Regions from separate parts of the Homo sapiens genome. Here region 1 is linked to region 2. A link is a contact called in ENCODE Hi-C or POLR2A ChIA-PET data. All regions are on one chromosome and are shown on one strand. The core of a region is the stretch at or near the end of the contact, and the rest is flanking DNA. Distances in the headings are between cores, read along the strand shown.

Evidence for each region. Hi-C counts contacts between places; a loop is a spot of excess contacts on that map. ChIA-PET counts read pairs that join two places held with the same protein, here RNA polymerase II (POLR2A). Pooled maps may share reads with other maps.
Region 1: a loop to region 2 is called in a pooled map, with 3 times the contacts of the local background. The contact joins the promoter of NISCH here to the promoter of PCBP4 in region 2. A Hi-C loop is called at or near these places in 6 of 50 pooled maps. POLR2A ChIA-PET finds 5 or more read pairs at or near these places in 4 of 52 experiments (activated CD4-positive, alpha-beta T cell, activated naive CD4-positive, alpha-beta T cell and naive thymus-derived CD4-positive, alpha-beta T cell).

The regions. Positions count from the first base shown.
Region 1 is chr3:52,453,872-52,460,312 of GRCh38, forward strand. NISCH (nischarin) reads left to right here and starts at 1,733. Exons shown (of 21, transcript NM_007184.4): 1 at 1,733-1,863; 2 at 3,972-4,055; 3 at 4,791-4,973. The coding sequence starts at 1,771. TNNC1 (troponin C1, slow skeletal and cardiac type) reads right to left here and starts at 170. Exons shown (of 6, transcript NM_003280.3): 1 at 121-170. The coding sequence starts at 144. RefSeq lists a silencer at 1,658-1,887 and an enhancer at 2,712-3,387.
Region 2 is chr3:51,962,110-51,969,054 of GRCh38, forward strand. It overlaps PCBP4 (poly(rC) binding protein 4), which reads right to left and starts at 5,345. Exons shown (of 14, transcript NM_001174100.2): 1 at 5,217-5,345. ABHD14B (abhydrolase domain containing 14B) reads right to left here. Exons shown (of 4, transcript NM_001146314.2): 4 at 6,406-6,945. RefSeq lists enhancers at 3,624-4,187, 4,188-4,749, 5,876-6,439, 6,440-6,945 and silencers at 5,035-5,304, 5,405-5,514, 5,525-5,804, 5,835-5,914.

The sequences.
Region 1 (6,441 bases), core at 483-2,982, 490 kb after region 2:
GGCACGTAGGCCTTCTCCTTGGTCCCCACCACTTCCCTGGGGCTACTAACCCCGCACTCTCAGCTGAGTGAGCCCCCAGTGGGCCTGCCCACCCCAGCCCTACCCAGCCCTGTCCCTCACCGCAGCCTTGTAGATGTCATCCATGCTGGCGGCTCACAGGACAGCTTGCTGGGGTTGCCAGCCGGCCCTTGACTTAAATAGCCCTGCCCCGCTGCATTCCTGGCCCAGCCCAGCCCAGCCCAGCCCACCCCTGCGTGTAGTATCCTCCAGCCCCTCCTCTGGTCCCAGTGATCTCAGGCTGGCCTGAGTCCCCACGTCCTCTGCCCAGGGCAGGGAGCAGACGAACGGCTACAAGGACCAGGTTTCTTTCCCTCCTGTCCCCCACACTCCCCAAAGGGACTCTCTGAAAAGGTTTCTGGAATGAATGAAAACATAAGCCCAGTGCAGGACAGGAGCTACAAAGTCGTGGGCCCCAGGCAAGGTGCAACACAACAGCTCAGGCTCCCATCCAACCAGGTTGGCGGGTTGCCATGACCTCCACTTTCCAGATAAGGAAACTGAGGCTCTGGAGGAGTGGTGACTTGCCCAAGATCTGACTGACTTGGTAACCCCCGCCTTTAACTAAACCTCTCTGGAATGGGGGTGCAATGTGCAAGGAGAGGCTAGGAGTGCAGGGCCCTGCCAAGAGAAGCCTCGAATGCCAAGCTCATAGTAAGATGCTGTGGAACTGGTGAAGGAGGAAGTGACTGACCCACCTTAGGACAGGGTGGCCAGGAGCCCTTCTGCCAGAGGAGCCTGTCCCAGACCTCCCATCTGCCCAGGGAGAAGTACCCACTTCGGGCTTAAGTCAGCTGCTCTCAGTTATTCAACAGCACCCCTATAGATGCCCCATCTGTGGCAGGCTCTTTCCCTCCTCACCCTCCAATTAGGTTACCACCTCCCTCTTCTAGGTCTCATCTTTCCCCGGTTTAGGATTCAGCACTGTAGTTCCTGGGTCCAGATCAACCTGTCTCCCTCGTTTTGAACTTTGGCAGGCCACCCCGTGGGGTTCTTGTGCTCAGTGGCAGCACACACCCCTCCATCCACCTACACCTTCCTTCGTACAGAGTTCGTATCAAGTTTATCCCTCTTGATAAACACGCTCCCTGCCTCGAGCACTACTGCGTGCTGGGCCGCGCATCAATCAACCCACTCAGTTGTCCAGAAGCCCCACTGACAAGAGATCTCCGAATCTCAGAGAGGTTCAGAACTGGCCCAGAATCACTCTCGCCCTGCTCCGGCGGTAAGCACAGGTCCTATTTTCCCCTCCAACCTGCCTTGCCCTAAAGAGAAAGAGCCCAACAGCCAGGTGAGGCACTATTATGGCCTCCTTTATCAGGAGGAGTAAACTGAGGCCAGGAAGAGCAGTGACTTGCTTCGTGTGGCCTGGGAGACTCGGGACCTTCTGTCCCCTCTTCCCGAGGACCCAGGGGCGATGCCCAGAGCTGTCACCACCCGGGGTCTCAGTTTCTAGCAGGCTGTGCAGGGTACCGCCGGCGGCGCCACGCAGGTAGATTACGCAAGCGAGCACCTCGCACGCGCGCCCTGAGTGGCCCCTGTCAGTCACGCGCGGGGGCGGGGCGAGGGCGCAGGAAGAAGGCGGGGCCAAGATGGCGGCGCAGCGCGCGGCGGGGGCGACGGGCGGCGGGGGCCGGGGGGCGGTGGGACGTTGACCCCGCCCCCTGCTGCTGCTAGTCTGCGCCGGGCGGCGGTGGCGGCGGAGACCCGAACATGGCGACCGCGCGCACCTTCGGGCCCGAGCGGGAAGCCGAGCCGGCCAAGGAAGCGCGCGTCGTGGGCTCGGAGCTTGTGGACACTTATACGGTGTGTTGGGGGCGCGGGCACCCGAAGCGGGGGTGGTGGCTGGAACCGGGAGTCCGACTCGGGGGCTTGGGGAGGGGTCCGGGATCTGCAGCCCCGAGGAGCGGGTAGAAGGGTCTGCGATTGCGAGGAGGGGGCTGGGACGGGGGATCTAGGAAAGGGATCTGGGCCCCGCAGGTCCGGGAGAAGGGTTGCTCGGGGCCCGGGGAGGCGGTTTGGAAAAGGGTACGCGATCAGAAAGGGAGGCTCGGGTTGGGGGCGGCATCTGGGGATAAAGGGGGCTTGGGGAGGGGGGTGTCTAGATGAGGCGGAACCCCTCTAGATCCTCTAGGACTGGAGGGGCCCCGGCCTGGAAGACCGTTACAGGGGTCCAGGAGGAAGGCGATGGGGAGAGGGTCTCTGATGGATGGAATCAGGGAAAAGGGTCAGGCTTCGCAGGCCTTGAAGAAAGAGAAGGCGTCAGGACCCTGATCTGGGGAGCCTGAGGTGGTGGTTGAGATTTTCTCTGAGAAGTGCAGGAGAGACCTGGGGAGCAGATGCCTTGGGGGTCGGGCGGAGACAAGACCGGAGGAGGGGTGGAGCCCATCTATGGAGAAATGGGGGTGGTCTCAGTGCTAAAGCGCAGGCCCTATAAGCCTTAGGAATCTTCGTGACTTTGGGCTGTGGGAGCGAGATGGGGCAACAAGCTGCCCACACACACTTCTAAGCTATGGGGGAGACAGAGGACAAATAGCGGGTAGTTCCCGACTTTGACGGGGTTGGATGCCAGGCCTGTGAGCCTGGTGGGCTGCCTGGCAAAAACCGGCCCTGGACTAGGCATAGAGCACCTCCCTGCCTCCTCCCCTTTGTTCCCGCAGGGTAGGGAGTGGGTGGGGGCCTTGGGCCTGCCTGCACCTCCCCTCCCTGGCCCTCATCCTAACCTTCCGCTCTGAGGGCCATTCTTCTGGCTCTTTTCTCCTTTCCTGAAGGCAAGGGGAAGGAATCAGGCAGGATGGGAAGAGGAGAGGGGTGGATCTTGAAGCAACAGGCCAGCCTGGAGAAATGGCTGCTCCTCAGGGCTGGAGGAGGCTTCAGCTCCATGCTGCAGAGAGGAGGGGGAAACTAGGTGCAGGAGGCGGGTGAGGTCTCTAAGCTGATGGCTGACTGGCCATCAGCTATGGGCACATTCAGCCAGAGGGCCATCTTCAAAAAGCTCACCCTATTCTGGACTGCGCCCCTCCTCTGCATGTATGTCGGGGGAGGTGGTGATCTAGTTTGGACCCTACCATCCTCTGTCTCCGGGTGTGCCGAGTTGGACATTATTAACACACCTACCTTTTGAACACTTGCCATGGGTCAGGCCCATGTACAAAGCATTTTACATGCATTGCCTTACTTGGTCCTTGATTCTAAGATGGAGGAACTAAGGCTCAGAGAGAACTTAGGCTCCAAGTTACTTATATAAGTGACACATAAGCTGCAGCCAGGAAATGGCAGAACCAGGTTTTTAACCCAGGCCTTCCTTAACCTCTAGGCCATATTGCCTCCTGATAGAGCTTAGTTGCTACCACTCCCTCCCCACATCAGCTGCTTGTGCCTTGATTCCTGGCTCAGCAGCAGAAATCACAGCCATGAACCAGTTGAAAGGGTTGGAAAATGACTTGCTTCCAGGAGGTAGTCAGGGCACCTGGAAAGAAGTACAACAGAGAAGATGCTCAGGCTAGAACTGGCCCTGCTCTGCCTCCCTTGGAAGAAATGGCCTTGCCTGCAGCTCCGGTTGGGTTTTGAGTTACCTAGAGGCAGGAGGTAAAAAACTAAAGAGGTGACTTGTGGTAATCACCTTTTTCATTCCTTACTGATGGATGGAGCCACATGCTTGTCTCATGTGCCTCCCAGCCCTAGTGCTTGGGCCATGGAGGAAGCTGAGAGGGGCCCTGCTGGTCAGCAAGGGTCAGGTGCAGAGGCTGGTGGGCAAGGGCAGCCTGACTTTGGCCTTGGGGTGGGTCTGAGTTGCAGAGAGAAAGACTGATAAAAGATAATTGGGAAAGATAATTGCAGCTTTTGCTGCTGGGGGAGGAGACTCCTTGTTGCTGGGCTCCCTTGCCACAAGGGCTGTTGGTTTCCCCTTTTAGGTTTACATCATCCAGGTCACTGATGGCAGCCATGAGTGGACAGTAAAGCACCGCTACAGCGACTTCCATGACCTGCATGAAAAGGTAACTGTTAAGAGCTGGGAGCACGTATCTCAGGGCTGGGGGACCCGTAGGCCAACTTTCCATTGTGCCACATATTAGTTTTAGGGCAAAACAGGTTCCATCTCTATAGTTCTTTAATAAACCACTTTGTTAATATAACTGCGTTCATTAATATAGCATGTAAATGCTAGCCTTCAGCTCTAGCATGAGCCACTCTGCAAGGAGCATATTTGAATTTCAGTTTTAATATTTCCAGTCCTAGCTTGGGTATGAGATGCTCAGACAGTTTCCTGGGAAGGGGACAGGTTTGAACTTGTTTGATCTAGCGATAGCTATTCCAAAGCCTTACTTTAATATCTGGCTGTGATTCCATCTCTTTTTTTTGCTTTTGGAGATGCTGTCTTTCTCTGGGTCATTTGCAGCATAACTGTTTTAAAGACACACCGCTGCCCTGATTGGTTTTTACTCTGGCTTGGAAAAGATGGCAATTTTAGGGGCAAAAGGTGTTACTTTTCTGAATGTCTCTAAAGTCTCCAGATGGAATTCCTTGTCTAGAATTGTATTGGTATTTCTAATGCTAATTGGATTTAAAGAGGCCAAATCCCAGGTGCACTAGTTTGGTCACTGATTTTGGTACTACTGCAGGGAGGGGCTGTGCAAGTGCTGACAAGCGCCTGCCCTCAAGCTTCTTGCCTTGGTCTTACATAGGCACAGAGCCTCTTAGTCTGTGGTTGATGTGCTTATGTTTTTTTACAGCTCGTTGCAGAGAGAAAGATTGATAAAAATCTGCTTCCGCCCAAAAAGATAATTGGGAAAAACTCAAGAAGCTTGGTGGAGAAGAGGGAGAAGGATCTGGAGGTCTACCTCCAGAAGCTCCTGGCTGCCTTCCCTGGCGTGACCCCCAGAGTACTGGCCCACTTCTTGCATTTTCACTTCTATGTAAGTTCCTCATCGGGTTTTCACCTGTGCCTGCAAACCCACAACTGCCAAACTTGAGGCAGCAAACCAGGGGAGACCTCAGCTTTGAGGTGGGCTGGGGTTTGACCCTAGGTTAGAAGATGGAGGAACGTCACCCTGGTTAGGAATGCATTGTGGCCAGAAGCATGTTAGTTGACAGATTTGCCGTAAATTAGACTAAATGTGGCCACAGAGATGCTTTCCTCCACCACAAGGCATTTTGTTTAGCAAAAATGGCCTGTGGGTGTTTAAGCTAGGTTTCCATCCAGATGGATGAGGCTGGATTAGAAATAGCTGACACCTGGGATAGACTATTGTTGAGTTGTTGGTGCATAGCCCAAAACTAATTAAGGGATTAGTCTGTGATGGTGGAATATCACCATCTTGGGGCGTGTCATCAGGGTCCGCGCTGCCAGGGTGCTAAGGTTGAGGGTGGACACCTTCCTGTGATGGGAGAGTGTGTCATAGAACAGCTCTGTACTCCGTCCTTGAAAGAGGAACAACTTTCATAGGTTGCCGGTGACAGAATGCGTTGTCAGACTTTAAGAAGGGCACTTAGGCAGTGTGAAACCACAATATTTGTGCTTTTGAGACGGAGTCTTGCTCTGTCACCTAGGCTGGAGTGCAGTGGTGCGATCTCGGCTCACTACAACCTCCGCCTCTTGGGTTCAAGCAATTCTCCTGCCTCAGCCTCCCGAGTAGCTGGGACTACAGACTTGCACCACCACACCCAGCTAATTTTTGTATTTTTAGTAGAGATGGGGTTTCACCATGTTGGCCAGACTGGTCTGGAACTCCTGACCTCAAGTGATCTGCCTGCCTCAGCCTCCCAAAGTGCTGGGATTACAGGCGTGTGCCACCGCACCTGGCCAAAACCACAATATTAAATAGCAGTTCTATTTATGAGAATTTCTTCTAAGGAAAAATCAGGCAGCCGCAAAAAGGATATATGAACAAAGGTAGTCATTCCAGGATTGTAACAAAATAGTAAGGACAACCCTAAAGTCTAGTAGAAGAGGTTAAAAAAAAAAAATCAGGCCAGGTGCAGTGGCTCATGCCTGTAATCCCAGCACTTTGAGAGGCTGAGGTGGGCAGATCACTTGAGGTCAGGAGTTCAAGACCATCCTGGCTAACATGGTGAAACCCTGTCTCTACTAAGAATACAAAAATTAGCTGGGTATGGTGGCAGATGCCTGTAATCCCAGCTATTTGGGAGGCTGAGGCAGGAGAATCGCTTGAACCCAAGAAGCAGAGGTTGCAGTAAGTCGAGATCATGTCACTGCACTCCAGCCTGGGCAACAGAGTGAGAGTAAGACTTCATCTCAAAAAAAAAAAAAAAAAAAAAAAAAATCAAAGGGTACAGCCAGGCTGAGCACAGTGGCTCATGCCTGTGATCCCAGCTCTTTGGGAAAATAAAACAAAAAAGAAATCTGCAGCTCCACCATCATTA
Region 2 (6,945 bases), core at 4,095-6,594:
GTGTCCAGGCTGGCCACATTCCCAGCCTGGAACACTTTCTACTGTACCAGAAACAAGTCACTTGGGCTCTGAGTCTCAATTTCCTCACTTATAAAATGGAGGGAATACCTCTCCCTGGGACTGCGTGATGGGTAAGAAAAGGATTTGGTGGGCTGCGGGAATGTCAAGGCCATTAACTGATGGAGGAAGGTGGAGCCTGAGATTAGCTGCTGGGATTAGCTCAGTGGCCAGCCCTCCCCACCCGACCCTTTTTCATGCCCCGACTTAATCCTCAACCTTAATCCTGCTTGGAAATCCCTCTCCTTAGGCGTCTGTCTCCTGCCAAGGCTCAGCCTTGATGGGGAGCTCACTGGGGGACCAGAACCCTATGGGGAAAACAGGGAGTGGGACCAACTGGTGCTAAGTCTGGGCCAAGACCAAGCCCTAACACTGCAAATTCCTCATGCCCAGGAGGGTGTGGGGATGAAGGATGAGTGTGCTGAGCTTGGAACACTCCAGAAGTCTCTGGGCGCCTTCCTCCTCAGCCCCCTGCCCCATCCCAACATGACAGGAAAGGGCATGGAGTTCTGTCCAACGCCCTCTTCTGAACTCCCCTTGCTAGACAGAGCTTGAGCACGGAAGGTGAAAGGGGCTCCCAGCCTGGCTCCTTCTCAGAAGTCCCAGCAAGCCACCGTATGGCATAAGGTCTTTGTTTCCTCACCTATCCAACGGAGGTGACACCCTGCTCCCCTGGGTGCAGCTGCTCCTCCTTCCATTTGAGTTCTGCCACAGGGACTCCAGAGGCTGGAGATGAGCAGTGGATGCAGGGACTGTGCTCTCCGAGCATCCTGGCCAGCCTCATGCTGGCTGCCCTTGCTAGACATTCCCCCAGCTGCCTGCACTTCCCCCATCAAAGCACTTGTGATGACGTGCTTGGTTTCTGCTTCTCTGGACAGCCAAGCCCAGGAGCCCCTTGGAGCAGGAGCCAAGGCTGCTGCCTTCTCCTTATGTCCCCAGGGCTCAGTTCAGAGCCAGGCCAGAGAAGGTGCTCAGAACATACTGAGCTCAGCTGGAACTCAGCTAACATACTGGTTAGCTGAGCAGATGAATTCACTACACAGGAGAACCTGATGCCTGGAGAGGATCAGTAACCTGCCCAAGGTCACAGAGAGGTGGGACACAGTGGGACTAGCATTGCTAGTGTGAGGCTATCCAAAGCCCCATCTGCCTCCCCTTTCAGGCTGCTCCTGTCTGGATCTGTTAGTCCTCTTCCTGGAGGGCGGGCTCCTTCGAAAGTGGGGATTGGGCTTCAGTCGTCTCTGAGACCTTTGCCTAGCTAGAAGACAGGGATCCTATTTGGAAAGGACTGACAACTTGTCCAGAGCCTCGGTCTTAAGTTCCAAAATTTTCTGGGGTTCAAGGACCCCCTTGGGATGGTAACCAGTGGGAGACCTGACATTGTCCCCAAACCATCTCCACATGACCTCTTGTGGCTCCAGGAAAAATGGGGCAGGAGGGCTGGAACATGGCCAGAACTAGAGCTTCTGCCATGAAAAGATGCCTGGGTCTCCAGCAGAGACCCACCGCCCCAAGTCCAGTGGGTAACTTTGGCCAGGTCTTCACCTGACCTAAACCCACCTGTATTGTGTTTAGGGGCTGGGGGTAGGGAGAGAGTTGCTGGTCTATCTGCGCCCTTCCTGGTCTGAGAGACTCTCAAGGTCTTTCCCATCTTTAGGCAAGAACAAGGGGTTCTGACCCATGTCTTCCAAATTATTCTCCTAGGGCCCAAGGAACGAGCAGCCCCATGAGGCATCACTGGCTCCCCCTGCCCTCAGTGGGGCTCTAGGGAGTCATTTGCTGCTCCAGCCGGGTGGGCCCTGGGTCTTTGCCGGGCCACCCACGTGGCAGCCACACAACATGCCACAGTGACCTCCAGCTCACCTCCGCGGGTGCCCAGCCCCCTCTGGTCAGCAGGGCTCCCTGGCAGGGCATACCAAGCTCACACCAGGCCTCTGACCTCGGGCATTCCCTCCTGACTCCCAGGCCCCCTCCCCAGCCCCAGTGCCCACTCCTCCTGTCCCTGGCTTTCTGCCACTCAGGCTGGAGGAGGCGGGGGGGTGACAGCTGTGTAAGCGATGGTGGCTGCCCCCTTCCTGCCCCTCCCCCCCAGCTGTCTCTCTCCCATGACAGCTGCCCAATCAAAGGGCTGGGGGCTTAGCCAGCTCACCCCACATGCAGGGATCAAGTGTCCACCCTGCCTTTGTTCTGGAGCAAGAACAATCCGGGGGAGGGGAGGGCTCCTGGGGCCAGGCGATTCAAGTAGACTGGCCCGCCCCTTGGGGGATTCCCTCCGCTCTGCTGGCCAGAATGTCTGGACCAGCTAGGGCCTGTGGACCCACCTGGGCTTCACTCTCCATCTCACATCCCCCCACATCCTCTCAGCACCCCCAGCTCCCCACCTAGCAGCCCCCTTCTCCTATTCCCACTCCCAAAGCAGCCATGCTAGCCACACCCAGTGATGCTGGGGAATGGCTCGGAGCATCCAGGGAGGCAGGGTGTGGTGGGGGTGGACCCTGGGCCACAGCACGTCTGCATCGAGGGCTCCTAACTCTCCTGCCCAATCCCTTCTCTGGAGATGCTCACTCTCCTAACTAGCCAGGCCTTCATAAGAACTGCCCCAGCATCTTGGACACATGTGCCCAGCCTCTTGGCCTCCCAGCCTCCCGGGATAGCCAATCATCTACAGTTGGGAGAGGAGGAGGGGAGTGGGAAGCCTCAGGTGAGCATCCTGGGGTCCACAAGTTCCAGCCTCTGGCTTCTTGATTCAGATCTGCCACATAGACAAAGTGCCAGGAAGGGAAAGGCAGCTCTGACAAGTTGGCAGGTGCCAGAAATGCTACAGCTTCCATACACCATCATTAGGCAGCCCCCAGGAGTCTTCGGAACCAAGGGAAACCAAGTCAAGCCCGGGCCCAGGCTGGGCTCCAGGAGAAAGGCCACAGCCTCATGGTACCCATCCCCTCACTCTCTCATCTACATTGAGAAAGGCCTCTAGCTTCCAATCTCCATGCTGAAAACTGTATGCTTACTCTGCTGCTCAACAGCCACCCATGGCTGCCCAGTCCCCAAAGAATAAAGCCTGAACTCCACAGACAGGCCATCAAGGACCTTCATGATCCAGCCCCTGTCTCTCTTGTCTCATCTCCACCCCATCCTTCACACATGCCAGGCTGCAGAACACACTTAGCACCTCCAGCCCTTCGGGCCTTTCTCCAGGCTTACCTCAGCTCAAAACGCCCATCCTCCCCACTCTCTGTCAAAATCCTTCTCAAACGCCACCTCCTCTGTGAAGCCCTCCGCAGGCTTCCAAGTCAGATGTGATCACTCAGGCCTCTGTGCCCCTCAAAGATGTTGCTGCAACTCAAAGAAGTCCCCGCTGGGCATTTCTGAGCCTGTCTTTCCACTATACACAGAGCTCCAGAAAGAGGAAATTTGAGACAAGACCAGGGTCAGTGTGCAGGGAGAAGAGTTAAGGTTCATGGGGCCTGGGGACATTTGGAACCAAAGATGGGGCTGAGGGTCCCGGAGGAGTAATGAGAGTAGAGTGAGAAGACCCAGACATGAGGGCCAGCCACATGGGCAGAGGTAGGACCTGCCTGGACAGGATTCCTGGTTCCTTTCTCAGCATCCCCAGCCCTACTCCTGCCGTTTTACCAGGACTAGGAGCTCCCTAGGTATGCTGCTGGGGTGGGGGATTTGGGCTGTGCTTTAGGTTTTCAGAGGGTGGGAGCAGAGTGGGTCTCCTCATGGAAGAGGGGGACTGGAAGAAGGGCTGGGGGGTGGGGTACGTTTCACAGAGTCGAGTTGGGCTCAGCCTGTCACAGCTGGAAAGGTCTTACCAATCACAAGAGGGGCTCGCGGCCCAGAGAGGAAGGGAAATGTTTGTAAGGCTACATGGGAGACAACTGGCAGAGCTGGAGAACCCAGGGGTCTACCTGTGCAGCTCAGAGCTCTTTCCTCAAGATGTCAGCGCCACTGGGCAATGGTGATGGAGGCTGGAGGGGCAGCAGTGATGGGAGTAGGGAGGGTGGACAGCCTGTCTGGGGACACAGGGTGGGGCAAGCCAGCCTCCTCGTGGCCTGGGCCTGCCAGGGTGTGTGGGCTGCCTGCTCCCAGCCCCCCACCCTGAGCATGCAAGAAGAACAATCCCCTTGTGTTTGGGCAGCCTGAGCCTGCATGCTGATGAAGGCTAGGGGGTGGGGGCTGGGATGGGGGTGCCCTGGAGGTTGAGGGGGCTCCAGGACCTGGGAAGACCAGGGGATTTTTTCAGATGGGGAAAGAATAGGGTCCCAGGTACTGGTCCTGAGGCAATGAGGGTGACCCAGGGAACAGGGAGGGCAGGAGCTCAGCTCCTAGGGAGTTCATGGATTGTAAGAGCCTTTGTGGCGGAAGGCAAGCCCCTGGGGACACATGTCCTGCTGGTTCAGCACGAACATGAGCATCCTGGGCTTGGTGGGGAGAAAGGAATGCAACTGGCCCTGGGTGCATCATCACCTTGGAGACCACTCCCCTGGGTGCTGGGGCCGGGTGGGGCACTGGGTGCCACAGGTCTCAAGATGGCGGGCCAGGGATAGGGGAGAGAGGAGGCGGGCACCTCCCTCTCCTGGCCAGGCAGGCATGAGGGCCAGGCTGAAGTGAGTAGCAGAGCCTCCCACCCCCACCCCCCAGGACCCCAGCCAAGAAGCTAGGTCAGAGCTGAAGGGCTGAAGAGCTATGGGGCAAGAGGGACCACTCTGAGCCCCCAGCTGTCATCTCCATACACCCCTGGCCTGGAGGTCTGTATCTGGCTCCCCCAACGACTGCGGAGGATGGGAAGGAGTGTGTGCCCAGCCAGGAGCTACAGGGGAGTGGCAAGTGAGGGCAGAGATGGAGCAGAACCAGAACCCAGGGCAGGAGTCAGAGAGAGGAGCAGGCGCAAAGGACAGAAACAGCGAGTGGGATGGGGGCCTCAAATCTGGGATCTAAGGTCCAGGAAGCCCCTCCCTGGTGCCAAGGGCGCCTCTGGCAGACCAGCGCCTCCCACCTGTGCAGGCCTCAGCGGTGTGGGACAGAGAACGTGTTCCTCGCAGTCTCACAAACCTGCGACCCCAACCGAGGGATCTGGGCGCGGGCTCCCTGCCCCCGGGCGAACCCCCAAACTTCGCGGCCCGCCGTGCCCCGCCCGGCCCGCGCCCTACCTCGCTGGGGCTGTCCTGCGGCGGCGGCGGCGGCGGCACGGCGGCTGGGCCGCTCAGTCCCACATTGTCCCCGGGAGAGGCGGCCGCTCACAACTGCGAGTGACATCAGCTGCGAACAATGAGGGGTTTGACAGGCGCGGAGCCCGGCCGGCCCGGAGCCCGGCTCCGCGCCCCCCCCCCACCCCCCGGCCCGCCCGGCCCGGCCCCTCCCCGCCCCCTCCCCGGATCCGATTACAGAGCGGCGGGCCCGCCCCAGCCGCCCCAGTGCCGCAGCCGCCCGCCCCGCCCCGCGCGCCGCGGTGCGCCCCGAGCGGCGGCCGCTTCCTGGAGGGCTCGGGCGACCCTTCCCCTGCCACTCCCAGAGCCCCACGGGTTGGGGGTAGGGGCGTCCGGCCTGAAGCCCGGTCCCCAGCCACGGCCTTCCCCGCACCGCCCGCGCTGCGCCCGGCTCCAAGCCCCTCCGCTCCCGCCAGGCCAGTCCTTCCGGCCCGGGCCGCCCGCCCGGCGCCTCTGCCGAGCCCCCTGCACCCCCATCCCCGCCTTGGCCCCGCCAGCCCCGGCTCCGCCTCGCTCCCGGCCCGCGTCCCTCCGAGCTCCGGCTGGGACCCTGCGCCCCGCCTAGCTCCCGGCTCTGCTCGCTGCGCGCCATCCTCCGCTCGGGCTTGCGCCCACCAAGACCCGCTCTCCTCGGCCACCCACAGCTGCATGGCCCGGCCCTCGTCCGCGCAGGACAGGCTGGAGGAGGGGCCTGAGAGCCGTGTGGCCCTGTGCACCCGATCCTGTGATAACCCCAAATCTACCCCCGGAATTCCTTTTGGGGATAGGGTCGCAAGGAACGGGCTCCGTTGAGTCTTTTACTGGGGAAGGGATACTAGTGGGGGTGATGAACTGTTCTCAAGTCCGCTGGGCACCCCCCGCCCTCGGGGAAGCAACTATTCCTTCCCCCCCACTCCTCCATAATCGGCTCAGCCTGGTCCCACTGACCTCCACCTCCCCCCACAGCTGAGTCTCTTGGCACCTGGGTATGTGTGGGTGGGGAGGGGAATCCAATCTCCCTTCCTCTCCATCTGGCCTGGTGGACAAAGGGCAGGGGGACCATCTGGTCCCGCCGGGGTGGGGGAGGGGCCCACAGTGTTGGTCCCAGGGGTGGGGGAGGGGCGGCGCTCTTTAGAAGCAGGAGCCGGTGGGGTCTAATTGCATCACTTTATTTCACCGACCTCCACTCTGGCTCCCACCCCACAAGCCTCAGAGCAGGAAACAAGCTTGGCTGAGATGCCTCAGGCCTGGTAACCTGAGGTGTAGAGCACCCAGAAGGAAGGGTAAAAGCAGGGGGCAAAGCGGTGGCCCTCCCTTTCTGGGGGTCACTTCTGGGCTGGGGCCAGCTGAAACCTGTGTCCAAGTAGCTTTCAGGGCTGGCCACACCCTAAGCCTTGCAAAAGGGCCTCCTGCAAGGGCTGGCCCATGGGGTCCCCACCTTCCCAGCCAGTGAGGTTAGCATGGTTAGGAGTCCACATGTGTGCAAGTGCTTGTGTGGAGGCTCATGTATGCATGTGTGTATATGCAAAGCTGCACATGACAATGTGCATGCCAGTCCAGAGTTAGATGTACCTATGCAGTTGCCCTCAAGCGAAGGGTCATATTTGGAAACAAGGATGGCTCTAAACATGTAAGCGTGCATGTGGGCATGTATGTATCTGGGGCCTAAGGAGGTGGGGAAGTGGGTGTTGGG